Regions from separate parts of the Mus musculus genome. Here region 2 is linked to region 1. The links are chromatin loops, found by intact Hi-C in ENCODE. Cell type or tissue: left cerebral cortex. All regions are shown on one strand. Each heading gives the region's core, and the rest is flanking DNA. Links, peaks and the distances in the headings are about the cores only.

Region 1 (6,988 bases), core at 1,777-5,776:
AGAAAAAATAAAGTAAAAATGTAATTAAAATCTGAATTTGGGACTGGAGAGATGGCTCAGCAGTTAAGAGCACTTACTGCTCTTCCAGAGGTCCTGAGTTCAATTCCCAGCAGCCACAAGGTGGTTCACAACTGGCTATACTCCAATGTCCACTTCTGGCTTTTGTGGGCACCAGGCATAAAAGTGGTACACAAGACATATGTAAGTAATACAACCATACATATAATTTTTTTTTAAATGTAATTTGTAATTAATTTCATTTGATGGACTGGGGAAAAGATGAAACAGAATCTCAGAAGATATAGAAAAGCATGTGACAAAATGGAAAGCCTCCCCTAACGTGACAAGTTATCTATAAAACCTTCCACAAATGCTACTGTTAACAGTTCATCCATTTCTTTGAAATTGGAAATGAGTATGTGCACTACTATAATCACTTCTAATGAACAACCATAACCACTTCAACTGAACACACATTTAAAAGTATGCCAGAACATGAAAACACACACAATAAATTGAAAAGGAAAAAAAAAACCCTAAACATTAACATTACAAATGACAAAAAAAAAAAAAAAGAATGGAGTTCAAAATATGAGAAATAAAATACAAAGCAGAAAAAAAGTATTATTTATAACAGCAACCAATTTCAATTCTCCACAAAACTGGTTGGATTGACTTCACTTAAGCCCCAAAGGGTTTTTCAAGACTGATTCTTAAAGGTCAAAGGTCCAGGAACAGGTGAGACTCAAGAGTTTCCTGGGCAGATTACTGAAGGGCTAAGAATGCAGCTAAGAATGCAGCTCAGTGGTACAGTAACTGAGTAGCACGCTCAAGGCCCTGCCTGGGTTGAATCACGGCACCATTTAACAAATACTGTGCTTCACAACATGACCCTCTCTATGTCCAAAAACCAAACCAAAACAAACACACCAGATTTCAGGTAAAGCTACAGTGGTAATAACTAAGAAAGAATAGGTACCAACAGATAAAGATGAGGTGACAAAAAGACAAGCCAGAAACAGATCCATACACAGAAACACTCAGCAGGCAAGTGAGATGCTACAACTCTGGTAAACAGAAGTCAAATTCAATATATACAACAGAGAAGGTGACAAGATGAATGAGTCACTAGCTCACAGCATACACAAAAACTGATTACAGGTGGATTATGAATTTAAGTGAGAAATGCATCATTTAAAAAATGTCTAAAAAGAAACACAGTGGACATCTTAGTATGTCCAAAGCAGGGGACATTTTCATTGGATATTAAAATTAAGAATTGGGCTGTACAATGTAGTTTAGTGGTTGAAAACTTGTGTCACATGCTCTGAGTTTTTTCAATGCACATTTAATAAAAAGTGCTCCCAGTTTGTCAGCTTAAAAAGACAATTCAGTATTCTTTAAAAGTAGGTGAAAAAACAGGGCCATGTTTTCCACACAAGGGAAACACCTGACGCTATGTGAAGAGTCTCAATCTCATTAATAAATGCAAATTTTAACCACAATGATGCACCATGTTGCACTACTGGCAAATACAAAGAGATCTAAGATAACAAGTGTTTAACAGGCTGCAGGTTGCCTAAAACTCTCATATAACGCTGATCAAAGTATAGAAACTGACAAAACTATTAAGTAAAAACACAAGCTGGTACTAACACTTCAGATCCAGTTTGAAATCATTTTATAAAGTTGAACATTCATACCCCTAAAAACCAGCAGTTCCACTCCTACTAAATAACTCATGATGCTGGGTACTCCAATCTATTCACAAAGCACTAAAGATGCTTTTGAAACTTATGTAATTCCCTCGAGCTACTAACGATATCTGAAAGAGTTCAGCATTGCAAAGGATAAATTTCTAGAGTATCAAAAGGACATTTTAAAGTAAAACTATGGTTTTTCCAAATACATAACTAGGCCAGCAGGTTGGCTCAGTGGGTAGGAGTGCTTGCCACCAAACCTGACAACCAGAGCCCAATCCCCAATCCACATGTGTCCTCCAGGCTCCCTGCATGTGCCATGGCACATATACCCACACAAGTAAATAGGTGTCAAACCTTTGTAGGTATTATAGCTAGTTTTATCACACAATTGAGTTGAATAAAAGTAATTAGAAACACTAAAAATTAACAGAAAAAAACAAATTATACCACTTTCTATATAAGTGGACAGAGGAAGTGCTAGAATTAAAAGAGGCCTTTCCAGCATTTTAAACTATTCTTTTGCTTTCCTACTTGCAGCTATACCATAGTTCTTCCAAGTGGGTGTGCTGGTTACATTTCTATGGGAAAACAGAACAGTCAAAATGCCCACCAACAGAAACAGAAGTAAACCGCATTATATTCATCCATCGTTACACAAGCAGTAAAGAATTAATGGCTTACATCTCTACGGAGTATTAGTTACTTAGAAACACAGCATTTAGTGAAAGTAAGTTTCAGAAGACTATACCCAGAATAATGTGCTTTACTCAAACACAGAAGCTATACACACAATTCAGTGCTAAATGATACACAAAAATCTGATAAAAATGTTTAAAATACAAGAATAACATGAATTCAGGATAATCACCTCTGAAAGTGAAATATTCAATACTGGTTAGGTTGATTCTTGGTCCCACTGGTAGACTTGTAAGTGTTCATTTGTTTTACTTCACAGTTTGTCAATAAATAAGTTACATGTATTCTGAATATATCAAGTACTACATCAAAGAGGAAAGGATTTAAAGAAAAACATCATACCTTTAAAGTGTTTTTAATTCTATCAGTTCACTTGCTGTGTGGGAGGTACATATAACATACCATGAAATCTTATCTTTACATCAGCCAAAGCAACATTAGATAACATAACTGTTCATTTCAATGAATGTTATGAGGACCAAAATCATTAAAGACCGAACCAACCAGCTGTGAGAGTTTAACCCATTTGCTGTCACATGGCTAGACAAAAGGCAGTCTTTTAAGCAAATTTAGCAGAAAGCTAAAGTCATAAATAAGATGGTCAGTAAAAAGAGGAAAAAAAAGTTTGTTAGCAAGCATGTGAGGAAATGGGTGTTCTCCATATCAGTGACCATTAAAACTGGTACAACCACTTTGAACGTTTCTATCATATCTGGTTAAGTGGAAGATGTATATATTCTACTACCCAGCAAAATTATGCTTAAGGGTATGTCCTAGAGAAACTCCAAAAGTGTGCACAGCAAACAGGTACAGAGATATTTATTGCAGGACCGTTTTAAAGAGTAAAGACTATAAACAATTCCAAAGTCCATCAAAATGAGTACAATGCAGTGCTATACCAACATTTATAATAATTCAAAGAAAGTACAATTATTCGATTTATTCATATATAAATCTCAAAACGTGATGCTGAGTGAAAAAGCAAGTTGCAAAAAGTCACAATTTTATATCACTTTGGTTAAAAACAAATACTATGTATTGTTTATATATTCACCATTACCAAATTATAAGTTATGCATGGAAATGATACACACAAACCTGAACACAGTGGCTATCTCTAGGTAAGGAGGGGCTCAAACTCTCAGCATCTCCAAAAATGTTTAAGCTTTTTTTTGTTTGTTTTTGTTTTTGTTTGTTTTGGAGAATCTGAAGTAAATTTGGCAAAAAAATAAATATATAACAAACAAAATGGCCTGATTTGGTTAGATCTACCTGTGTTTAATCTCTAAGTATTCCAGAAATTAAAAGAGAAAAAAGGAAAATTAAGCAACAATAAGAAAACCGAGCAGGAGAGAAAGACAATCCGCAGCCCTTGAGCGCAAAGCACAAACCCCTGACAAGCACAGTAGTGGCAATTGAATCCCTAGGAGAGTTTTACCGTATAACAAACCCATTTTTCTTAAAATAAAATACACATTTCTTGAAAGAACGTGTTCTAACTAGAGCTGTGGTTGTGAGAAAACTGCCCCGGAGAGAGCAGTAAAACCTGTATGATTTCAACCCTGTTCCCTTGATCCCTCGCCAGAGTCCAGAGCTTTAAAAGGCTGCTATAAACACCCTGCAATACCCAGTGTTAGCCATCGCCTGGTGAGAGGCACAAGCACAAACGGTGGAAAGAATTTGCAAACTGAAGGACGTCTGGAAACTACAAGCTTCTGAGAAAGGTACCGTGCAGTGGTACCGACACACCCTCGGCTTCATTTTGGTCCTTTGTCCCCCCACCCCCCTAGTCTGTCCCCTCCCCAATAGGAGATGGCAGCCCAGGCCTCAGTGACGTCGCCAGCACTGCGGAGCAGCAGCCCTGCGCAGGCGTAGGAAAAGGCTGCAGGTGGGGAGGTGGGGTGGGGGGCAGCTCTGCGTCCCTCCCGGGTCCTCCCAGAAACGGGGGTGGGGGTGGGGGGGAGAGGCGCGCACACACAGACCAGGGGCAGCGCGCACGCGCGTCACCGCAATTCCAACCCCGCGCACGCCACAGGGCCCCTACACAGCGCACCTTTGGGGACCCTCGAGGACGCACGCGCGCGCCTGCCACTGCAGCCTGCCGCAGCGGCGGGTGGGCGGGCGCGCGCGGGTGCTGAGGAGGGGGCGCGCACACCACAGGGAAGGCAGTGACAAAGGTGGGAGGGGAACCACCATCCTCAGAGGATGAGAAGGACGCCCACGCCGTCGTAGGGAAGGGAGAGCGTAGGAACAAAGCGGGCCAGCCGCAGACCCAGAGGCGCGTCCCCGAGCGCTCGGAACGCGGGAACGGGTACCTGACCCGGGATGTCACCCGCACGCCAGGCGACGCGCACACAAAAGACCCCCCTTCTACCGTTAAGGACGCCCGAGGGTCACTGGACAAAGGGAACACACCCACAAGGGCAAGGGCGGCCACACCCCCTCAGCGCGCGGGCGCTCGGCGAGACGCGCGGCGACGCGCACACCCACACTCACCACACACCCACGGAGGGAGGTGTGGAGCGCCCCGATGCCCGGGCATCTCGGCTGCGGCGGGACGCGCAGACGCTTCCGTGAGCCCCGCCGCGCGCAGGGTCTGCACTCACCCGGGCCCGCAGCCCGCGAGCCTCAGACGCGGGCTGCCGACGCCTCCGGCCCTCCACGTCAACCAGACCCGCAGAGCGAACGCTCCGCGGCTCCTGAGGCGGGCGGGTCACGTGGCTTAGGGTGCGCATGCGCAGTCGCCGCGTCGCCCCCTCAGCTCGGTGGGGTGGGTGGTGAGACCGTGCTAGCCCCCTCGCTGCGGTCGCGGTGCGCCTGCGCCAAGCGGCGGGGGCGCCTGCCAGCCTCTGCTTTTCCTCAGGTTTTTTTTTTTTTTTAATTTCCGCCCACGCTGCGGGGGTAGCTGAGCCGCGCCTGCGCATTGGACTGAGTGGGGCTGAAGGGTGGGGACGGGTGGGCGTCGGTGCTCGCAGGACTCAAGGTCCCGGGCCTCCTGTTTCCTCTGAGCCTCACGAAGGCTGGGACAGGGCCCATCATGAGAGGGCAGGACTCGGGGCCTCTGTCCAGCCCGGGCCCCTTCCTCGCCTCAGAGGGTCCGAGGTGCGCATTTTCCCCGCAGCGCGCGCTCCCGCCGCCCCCTCAGCTGCAGTGGCGCGCGCGCGCGAACATCCGCAGTGGCTGTGTCCGCAGCAAGCGATGAGATTATGTAACAGACCATTGGTGAAGGGGGGCGGGGGGAGATGTCTGACGACGATTGTGTTCCTTTTCCACAGATTGTCTAAAGCCACAGGGAAGATGGTGGAAAATTCACCGTCGCCATTGCCAGAAAGAGCGATTTATGGCTTTGTTCTTTTCCTAAGCTCACAATTTGGCTTCAGTAAGTACTGGAATGATGGATGGCCAAGGCCCTTAATGGTATTGAGAACCAGGAAATAATGTGTTTGTCCTTAGAACGTACACACATGAACTGTTGATTCTTTCTACCTGTGTCTCTTCACGAGTCCTAAAAGGGGTACCGTTTGTTTGCTCAGTTTATGTATGCAGTTCTAGATGAACTCTCCAATATTTATTTAGCACTAGGCTTGATGCTAATGTGAATAAAACCTGGCCCCAATCCTTGAGGTCATAGTCATGTGGAGAAGCATAGTAAACCCACAGTTCAGAGAGCATGATGAGTGCCCTGGAAGAGCCTTGGAAGGTTTAGAAATTGGGGTTAGCTACCTCCAGGCCACTCCCTGGCAGTTCTATCAGAATAAGTCAGGAAGGACCATGGATAGAGTCTCTGAGTGAAGGCCTGTGAAGGTTTGGAAGTGAGATGCTTATAGCTCCAGGATAGCATGCTGTAGCTGAAGAGTGAAGATAATGGGCCAGAGAAGTCAGGTGTAAGAATGTACCCTTAACGTCTGGGATCTGCATTAATGCCCACAATGTTCCATTTTGTAGATGAGGCCACTGAGGCTTACAAAACAAAACAAAACAAAAACAAAGAACAAAAACAAACTTAATATGACCAACTCAACAAACAGAACCAAAGTCCCTCTTCAAATAGTTTGGAAGATATGAGGCAATCAAGTGGTAGAAAATTGAATGCCCACAATCCAACCTGGTCCTTGATAGAAATCAGAATGTCTATGTGGAGGTATCCTTCCCAATTCTTAAGTGAAAAGTACTAGCTTAGCTGTAGTGTAGTGGGATGAAGAAGCTACAGTTACTGGCTCTTTCGTGGAATCATTGTTTGGCCTGAGAGCTTTGTGTTTTGCATGAAGTGAACCTGTGAAGTAGGTGCTGCCTTGCTTCCTCAGTTTAAAGATGGGAATACTGAATTTAAGTAACTTGATCAAAGCCAAATAGCAACAGGACTGGAATTAGAACAGGTATACTGGCAGACTTCACTCTACTGAAGTCCTTTGACTCTTGTATTAACTTGGGTAATTTATGCAAAGAAGCTGCTTAATAAACATTAGCTGCCCTTTATTTCTATAAATTACTATTCAAAGAGGATTTTAAGGATTGGAATCTACAAGCATGTTAGATAAACCAAAACCTAATTGAAGAATTTACTGAGCACTTACTATGTATCAGACAGT
Region 2 (6,988 bases), core at 1,457-5,456, 59 kb after region 1:
CCTGTGCTGCATTTTGCTGTAGCACATCAGGTGACATTGGGAGTGTAGGTCTGCGGTAGGACAGTGATTAGCACGTGCAAGGCCTGGGACTCAATTTCTAAACCCAACACTAGAGAGCCAAGCCATCAAATTGTAAAACACCGGTCAGATGATCGACTGGTCACACTGCTTCAAAGGTCATAAGCCAAGGTACTAGAGGTCAGGGCTTTTGTTAATCTTTTGTTTATTTGGTTGCTTTTGAGACAGGTTCTCAAAAAATTCATGACAATCCTCCTGCCTCAGCTTCTTTCTTCCTTCCTTTCTTTTCTTTTCCTTTCTTTCTTTCTTTCTTTCTTTCTTTCTTTCTTTCTTTCTTTCTTTCTCTCTCTCTCTCTCTCTCTCTCTTTCTTTCTTTCTTTCTCTCTCTAATTATTCTTTTGATTCATGATCTTTCAAACTGAACATCCCTCCCTTTTACTTCCTGTCCATCTCCCTATCTGCCCCCTCACTCCCTCTGACTCTATGGTTTTTTCTTATTAATCTTATGTTCACTTCCTGTCAACTGGTTGCTGTTTCCGACTCTTGACCTATTGACTTTGTTTAATCATGTTTACAATATTCAAGAAGAATGTTCTTAGACTAAAGGTGTGTGCTAAGACTGAGCCACACCACAACTAAAAAGAAGGTTTTCCAGTAAATAACACAATCTCGGGGTGTGATCAAATATCCTGAAACAGAGGACAGGATCCTATAGTCCCCTTCAGGGTCACTCTCAATGACCTAAGGATTGTGGCTGCTAAATTCAGCTCCTATCTTAAAGAGAATAAATTACTTATTCTGGATCCAGATATGACTGAATATGGATTTGGGTTGCTCCAAATACAAAGCTCCAGTGTGGTGACAACTTCATGAAGTTTTTATAGTTAACAGAAAGAAAAAAAAAGAAGTCAGACAAGAACAATTTCAAATACTTTTAAGGGAACATGATGATACACGCAAGCTCAGCACTCCAGAAGCAGAGGCAGGAGGGTATGTAAATTCCAGGCCAGGCAGTAGTAGGTGGCTTACACAGGTTCAGGGAGGTGACCATCTCAGAGAGGTATGAAACCCTCCTGCCCTTCTCTTCCCCACATTAGCTATGCATGCTTCTCTTTATTCTGGGTTGTATCCTCTGAGATAATCTGGTAACAGCAAGTTGCTGTTACCAGTGTTGGGTGAGTCTTTCTAGGTCCCAGTTTCTTAAATGGTATTGCACCCCATATGTGGTCATGTGGCTGAATGTGTTGGTCTCTAAGAACCTGTCAACAGTAGAAGGTTTTGGACATAACAACCATAAGCTAACCCCAGTCAAATGCATAATGTGTCAGTGTGTCTGGCAGCACTTGTCCATGTGGTATCCTGACCTCACTATAGCCTGTCTAACACATCTGGGCTTGGCACCCATGATGGCCCTGTGCCAACTTACACAGGAAGTTTTCTGCTCTTACAGAAACTTAATGATTTAATTACAGAAGCAAAGGCTTTCTATATTCTCCTAATGTCATTTGTCAGCATGTATCAAGCTAGTACATATAGCTTTGGGGTGTATCATGTTGGAATGTTTGATTTTCTTTTATTTTTTTCTTATTTTCGTTTTCAAGACAGGGTTTCTCTGTGTAGCCCTGGTTGTCCTGGAACTCACTTTGTAGACCAGGCTGGCCTCGAACTCAGAAATCCACCTGCCTCTGCCTTCCAAGTGCTGGGATTAAAGGCGTGCGCCACCATACCCGGCATGGAATGTTTGATTTTCAAAGCTGCTGCCTGGGTTGAGCTTCATATAAGAAATCTTTAGTAAATTTTGGCTTGAGATTAGCAAGGAATTTCTAGCATTTTCTGAAATGGCCTTAAATATACTTCTGCAGTCTGATACAGATATTTATGCGAGGCGGCGTTCTCGGCACTGATTGTAAAAGTCAAATATTGATCAATTCTGACACACACAGAAGACACCTGTGGTGGTTAGTTTTGTTGTCAGCTTGACACAAGTAGGTTCATCTGGAAATGGGAAACCTCAAGAGACAGTGCCTCCACAAGGCTGGCTTATAGAGCAGGCTGCAGTGCTGCACACCTTAAAAACCTCACTCGGGAGGCAGAGGCAGGAGCTCTGTGAGCTCAAGTCAAGTCAGTCTGCATAGGGAGGGAGCTCCAGGCCAGCCAGAGCTAGGCAGAGAAAGACCAAGGATCAGAAAAAAAAAATACATATATGTTTTATTTTCTTGACTTATGTCGAGCCCAGCCCACCGTGGTTGTACACTTGGGCAATCGATTCTGGGTTATATAAGAAACCTAGCCCAGCAAGCTTCCAATCCGGCTCCCTCCCTGCTTCCAGGGCTCATCACCAGTTCCTGCCTCCAATGTTGCCTTGACTTCATGTCGGGCTACAAGTGGAAGCAGAAATAATCCTTTTCTCCTCAAATACTAGCACAATACTCTACAGTATCAAATATTATTCAGTCTGTATGTGCTCTTTATGTAAAACCAAGCACACTAGTGTGCAGATTTGCCTTCAAGTAACCTAAGAATTATCTTGTAATTTGTTAGGAGACGTTTGATTTATGTAACTACGTTATATAGCTAAACACTGGGGTTGTGAGAAAATTTCTCAGGTGAAAGGGGTGGAAACAGTGAAGCGCTGTTGTAGGGAGCTACTTAAGCCTGAGGTGGGGTGGGTTCTCGTGTGGCCATCTCACAATTCCGACTGGATGGGCAGAAATGAGGGTAGCTTATACACCCACTTGGGGCTGCCATCTTAAGTGGGGACATCAGAGCTAGGCAGAGAAAGAAAAAAGATCGTGTTCCCCCTCTATATATACCATATACATATGGTATTTTCTTGATTTATGCTGGGCTCAGCCTACTGTGGTTGTACACTTGGGCAAGTGATTCTGGGTTATGTAAGAACCCCCTGCCTAGCTCTGGCTTTCCCAGCTGTCATAGCTGGGACCTGATAACGAGGGGGTTGGCTCTGGAACTGAATTGCTAGACACTGGGTGGGAAATCTGAGCATCTGTCTTCTGGTACTGGGAAAAGACGCCGCGGGCGGGGTGGGTACCTAGAGGCAAATGTGTCTGGCACGCGGTGCTGCGCGAATGGCAAGCCTGGCTTTGCAGGGGACAGGGAGCTGGGGATCCAGATTGCAGGGGCAGATGGCAGACTGGCTGCGCGTCCCCGACGCAAGGGCAGCTTTGCGCAGTGCGCATCCCCGCGCGCTGCTCGCCGCGGCCGCCAGGGGGCGCAGCGGGATCTCAGTGCGATCACCCTGCGGAGCGGGCAGCCGCGCTCAGGGCTGCGAGGTAAGCGAGGCGCCGCGGCGGCGGGTGTCGGGGACTCGCCAGCGGGCTGGAGCCGTCGACCAGCAGGATGGCGGGCTGGGGCCGGGGTATCGTCCCAGCACTGCAGCGTGAGTCGGGGCCACAGCCCACAGCGCTGCGAGTGGGGCTTCGGCGCCGGAGGCGGGGCTTCCGGTGGGTCCTCATCCGGGGGCCCTTGGTCCACCACCACTGCGCATGCGTGCAGTCGCGCGACCGGAACTCGCTGGGAAGTGCCTCCCGCCCTCCTGAAAGGAAAAAGCAACTGCGTAGGTTAAAAAAAGAAAAAAAAAAGAAAATCCAAAAACCCTAAATAATGTAAGAGACAACTGATAAATGATCAAAACCATTTCTAGTATATGTCACAGATGAAAGATTAGTGTCCATAATACGTAGATGGATCTTGAAGATTGAGGGTAACGAAAAAGTCAATTTAAAGAGGGGACGGGAATGGCGGACGCGCACCACATGACGTAATGCCTGGTTTCTGCTGGGTGGAAGGATACTCGGTATCTCTCCAAGAGCCAGAGCGCAGCCCGTGCCTTCACCCCGCCGTGGGACTCCGCTAGTCTGAGGGGAAACAGGCTCACACTTCGGAGTAGGTGAAAAGTGGGATCACTCCGGTAGAGGGAACTTTGATGTTGTCCATGCACTTCGTATGTATTTTTCCTGTACCCACTCACCCTTTAGGAACACCGCAGTGGGGGGGCATGTGAAACCTGGTTGCTCAGTGTAGTGGCCTGCAGGGGCACAGCTCTGCAGACAGCGTCAGAGCCAGCACAACAGTAATTGGTTGGATGAATCCGCAATGCAGCACCATTCGGTTGTGCAGAAGAGATGTCATCGGAGAGAGGGGTTTCTAGATTTCACCGGCAAATGGAAGAAAGCTAGGCATACACGAATACTATATAACTATTATTTTTCTGTGAGAAGGGACAACTAGTAAAAACTTCGTATTGTTTTTAATGAAAGAATGAAGGGAAGATTTAAATGAGTTTTGCCATTCTAAAACCTGGGGTTTATCTTTAGCCAAGATTTGTCTATCCTGAGTCAGGACTAGGTTCAGTCCCCAATACCTCTCCCCCCAAAAATAAGAAAATAATTATACTGAAGAAATGAAAAGTGAAAGATCTCTTCAAATACGAAGAAGATTTATGGAAAGCAGGGGGATTGGATAAGCAATGTTTATAAGGAAACAATGTCAGTGAAAGTGGTACCATTATCTTCACTTGTGGTGTCTCTAAATTGTCATTTTTTATTAAAGAAAATAAACCAAAGTGAATCCCAAATATCTCAGACATTTTGTAATACAAACTGTTTTTGCGATATTTGCAAAAATATTTGCAAACTGTTATGAAAGCGTCAGAGTGGGTAGAATACTGCCAGAGGGTTTTGAGTTTGCTGCTCGGTTGACCATCCAATACAGCTGAGGATTACCCAGCCTTTCTGTAGTTTATGAAGACAGGGTTCACAACGAACTGAGATGGGAAATAATAATCTAAAGCTTTCAGCACAAGGGAGAGGCATCTGTTAGGGTCCTGTCTCTCCTTGGTTTGGGATCTTTCTCTCTCCAATACAAAAAAGGTTTTAACTCTATCATTTAGGTCTTTGTCTCCCAGGCATGCCTTAGGAAAGACTTTGTAATTCTGAAGCCCCCCCCCCCTTTTCTCTGTCTCTGTCTCTGTCTCTGTCTCTCTCTCTCTCTCTCTCTCTCTCTCTCTCTGTGTGTGTGTGTGTGTGTGTGTGTGTGTATGAGACAAAGAGAGACAGAGAGAGCACTGTGCCTGTTTGCTGAGTAACCCGGAGGAGGATATCTATCACTCCTGGTCTATCACTCTCCCTTGGGACAGAGTCCCTACTGATCTGGATGACAGCAAGTTCCAGCCACACCCCTTTCTTTTCTCTCCCTGACCCACACAGTGCTGGGGTTTCAGGTGCACATGTGGCTATGCCCAGGTTTTTAGGTGGGTGCTAGGGATTTGAACTTGGGTGTTTGCCCTTGGGCAGCTAGTGTCCTTACCCCAGTCCTGAAGTTTAAAAAACATTATTCATCCCTATTGTGTGTGTGTGTGTATATACAGGTGCTTGTGTTTCCTTGAATATATGCCTGTGTACCCCTTGTGTGGTGCCTGTGGTGAGCAGACATCTCCATGTCTGATCCTTTGGAATTGAGTTATAGACTTGTCAGTTCCAGTATGGGTGTAGAGAATTGAACCCTGGTCTTTTGGATAGAACAGCCAGTTCTCTTAACCACTGAGCCATCATCTCTTCAGCTCCATATCTTTTAAATTGCCACTTGTTTGGGCAAACATAGTATTCAACAATCCCGATACCTGTTGGCCATTTGAACAGGCTGGCCAGGGGTTTTAGAACACCTCTTTGTGTCTGCAACATGTTGTAGTTAGCTACTGCTGCAAAGGCTGGTTGGTGACTGTCTGTGTAAGTATTAACTATTTTGTTTTTTTTTTTTGCTAAATGGTGTGTTATGGTTAGGACTATAAAGTTAGACACCAGAGCAGATTTAATCACAGAAAAATGAATACGCCTACAGTCCTAGCACTAGGAAGTAGAAATGAGAGGATTGGGGCTCAGGGCCAGCCTTGGCTACTTAGGGGATGGCTGTGCTTGTAGGTTTTTTCCCATTTGGCACAAACCTAGATATATCTTGGAAGAGGGGATATGAGACAGTTGCCTCCATAAGATGAGCCTGTAGGCAAGTCTGTGAGGGTACCGTCTCGATCGATTGATGTGGGAGGTACATCTCACCGTGGGTGGTGCCCCCCCCTCCCGCACAGGTGGTCCTGGGTAGCACTGAAAAGCAGGCTGTGCAGCCTGTGGAGAGCAAGCCAGTGAGCAGCCTTCTCTACAGCTGCTGCTTCACTTCCTGTCTCCAGATTCCTGCCTTGAGTTCCTGCCCTGATTTCTCTCAGTGGTGGAGTGTGGCCTGAGGGTTGTAAGCTGAAATAAACCCTGTCCTCCCCAAGTCGCTTTTGGTTGCCTTAGTCAGTTTGTGTCGCTGGATAACAACATGACCAAGGAAACTTCTACAAGGAGACGATCAGTATGGGTCCCGGTCTCTGAGGGTTCGAGTCTGCGATGGCAGAGTGAAGAAATAGTTCCCATTTTGGTCTTCAACTGTGAGGAACTGAGAGAGCACCCAGCATGTGTACACTGGGAATCCCTTCGGTCTTTCTCGTTGTTTGTTTATATATATATATATATATTTGAGACAGGGTTTCTTTGTTCAGCCTTGGCTGTCCTGCAACTCACTATGTAAACCAGGCTGGTCTCTAATTCAGAGATCCCCCTACCACTGCCTCTCAAGTGCTGGGATTGAAGGAGGGCACTGGCCATGGCCCAGCTCTCCAGTCCTTTAAAATCTCAAAGCCCCTTTCCAGTGATTCAAGGCAATGACTCCTGGTCCCGCCCCAAACAATTCACCAATTAGGGACAAAATATTCAAATATATGAGCCTATGGAGGGCACTCTTATTTGAATCTCTACAGTTGTGATGTTTTAACACAGCAATAGAAACCTAACTAGGGCAGAGGCCAACCTGGGAGATGTGAGACACCATTTAAAAAAACAAACCAGAGACCTCAGGTATGCAGGCTCCACAGACCGCCCAGCTCTCTACTCCAGGTTTCTGATGTGAGCTTATG

The links. Hi-C counts contacts between places; a loop is a spot of excess contacts. Peaks named below come from ENCODE experiments on the same cell type or tissue, not always from the same donor. Only the 100,000 strongest peaks of a DNase experiment are listed, where the experiment ranks them.
Region 2: a loop joins it to region 1, with 9 times the contacts of the local background. A loop is called at or near these places in 14 of 42 quality-filtered maps.

Annotation. Positions count from the first base shown.
Region 1 is chr16:94,368,879-94,375,866 of GRCm38, reverse strand. It overlaps Pigp (phosphatidylinositol glycan anchor biosynthesis, class P), which reads left to right and starts at 5,317. Exons shown (of 5, transcript NM_001159618.1): 1 at 5,317-5,501; 2 at 5,675-5,778. The coding sequence starts at 5,437. Ttc3 (tetratricopeptide repeat domain 3) reads right to left here and starts at 5,128. Exons shown (of 46, transcript NM_009441.2): 1 at 5,006-5,128. In left cerebral cortex, for the core only: CTCF peaks have their summits at 4,037 and 5,408; DNase peaks (open chromatin) are centred at 4,197, 4,544, 5,182, 5,562 and 1 more place; H3K4me3 peaks cover 3,952 bases; H3K27ac peaks cover 2,083 bases.
Region 2 is chr16:94,309,841-94,316,828 of GRCm38, reverse strand. It overlaps a transcript of Hlcs not described here. Among named protein-coding and RNA genes, the nearest start is that of Ripply3, 15 kb to the left of the region's middle. In left cerebral cortex, for the core only: CTCF peaks have their summits at 3,250 (motif pointing right) and 4,075; DNase peaks (open chromatin) are centred at 3,182, 3,460, 3,855, 4,032 and 1 more place; H3K4me3 peaks cover 2,139 bases; H3K27ac peaks cover 3,264 bases.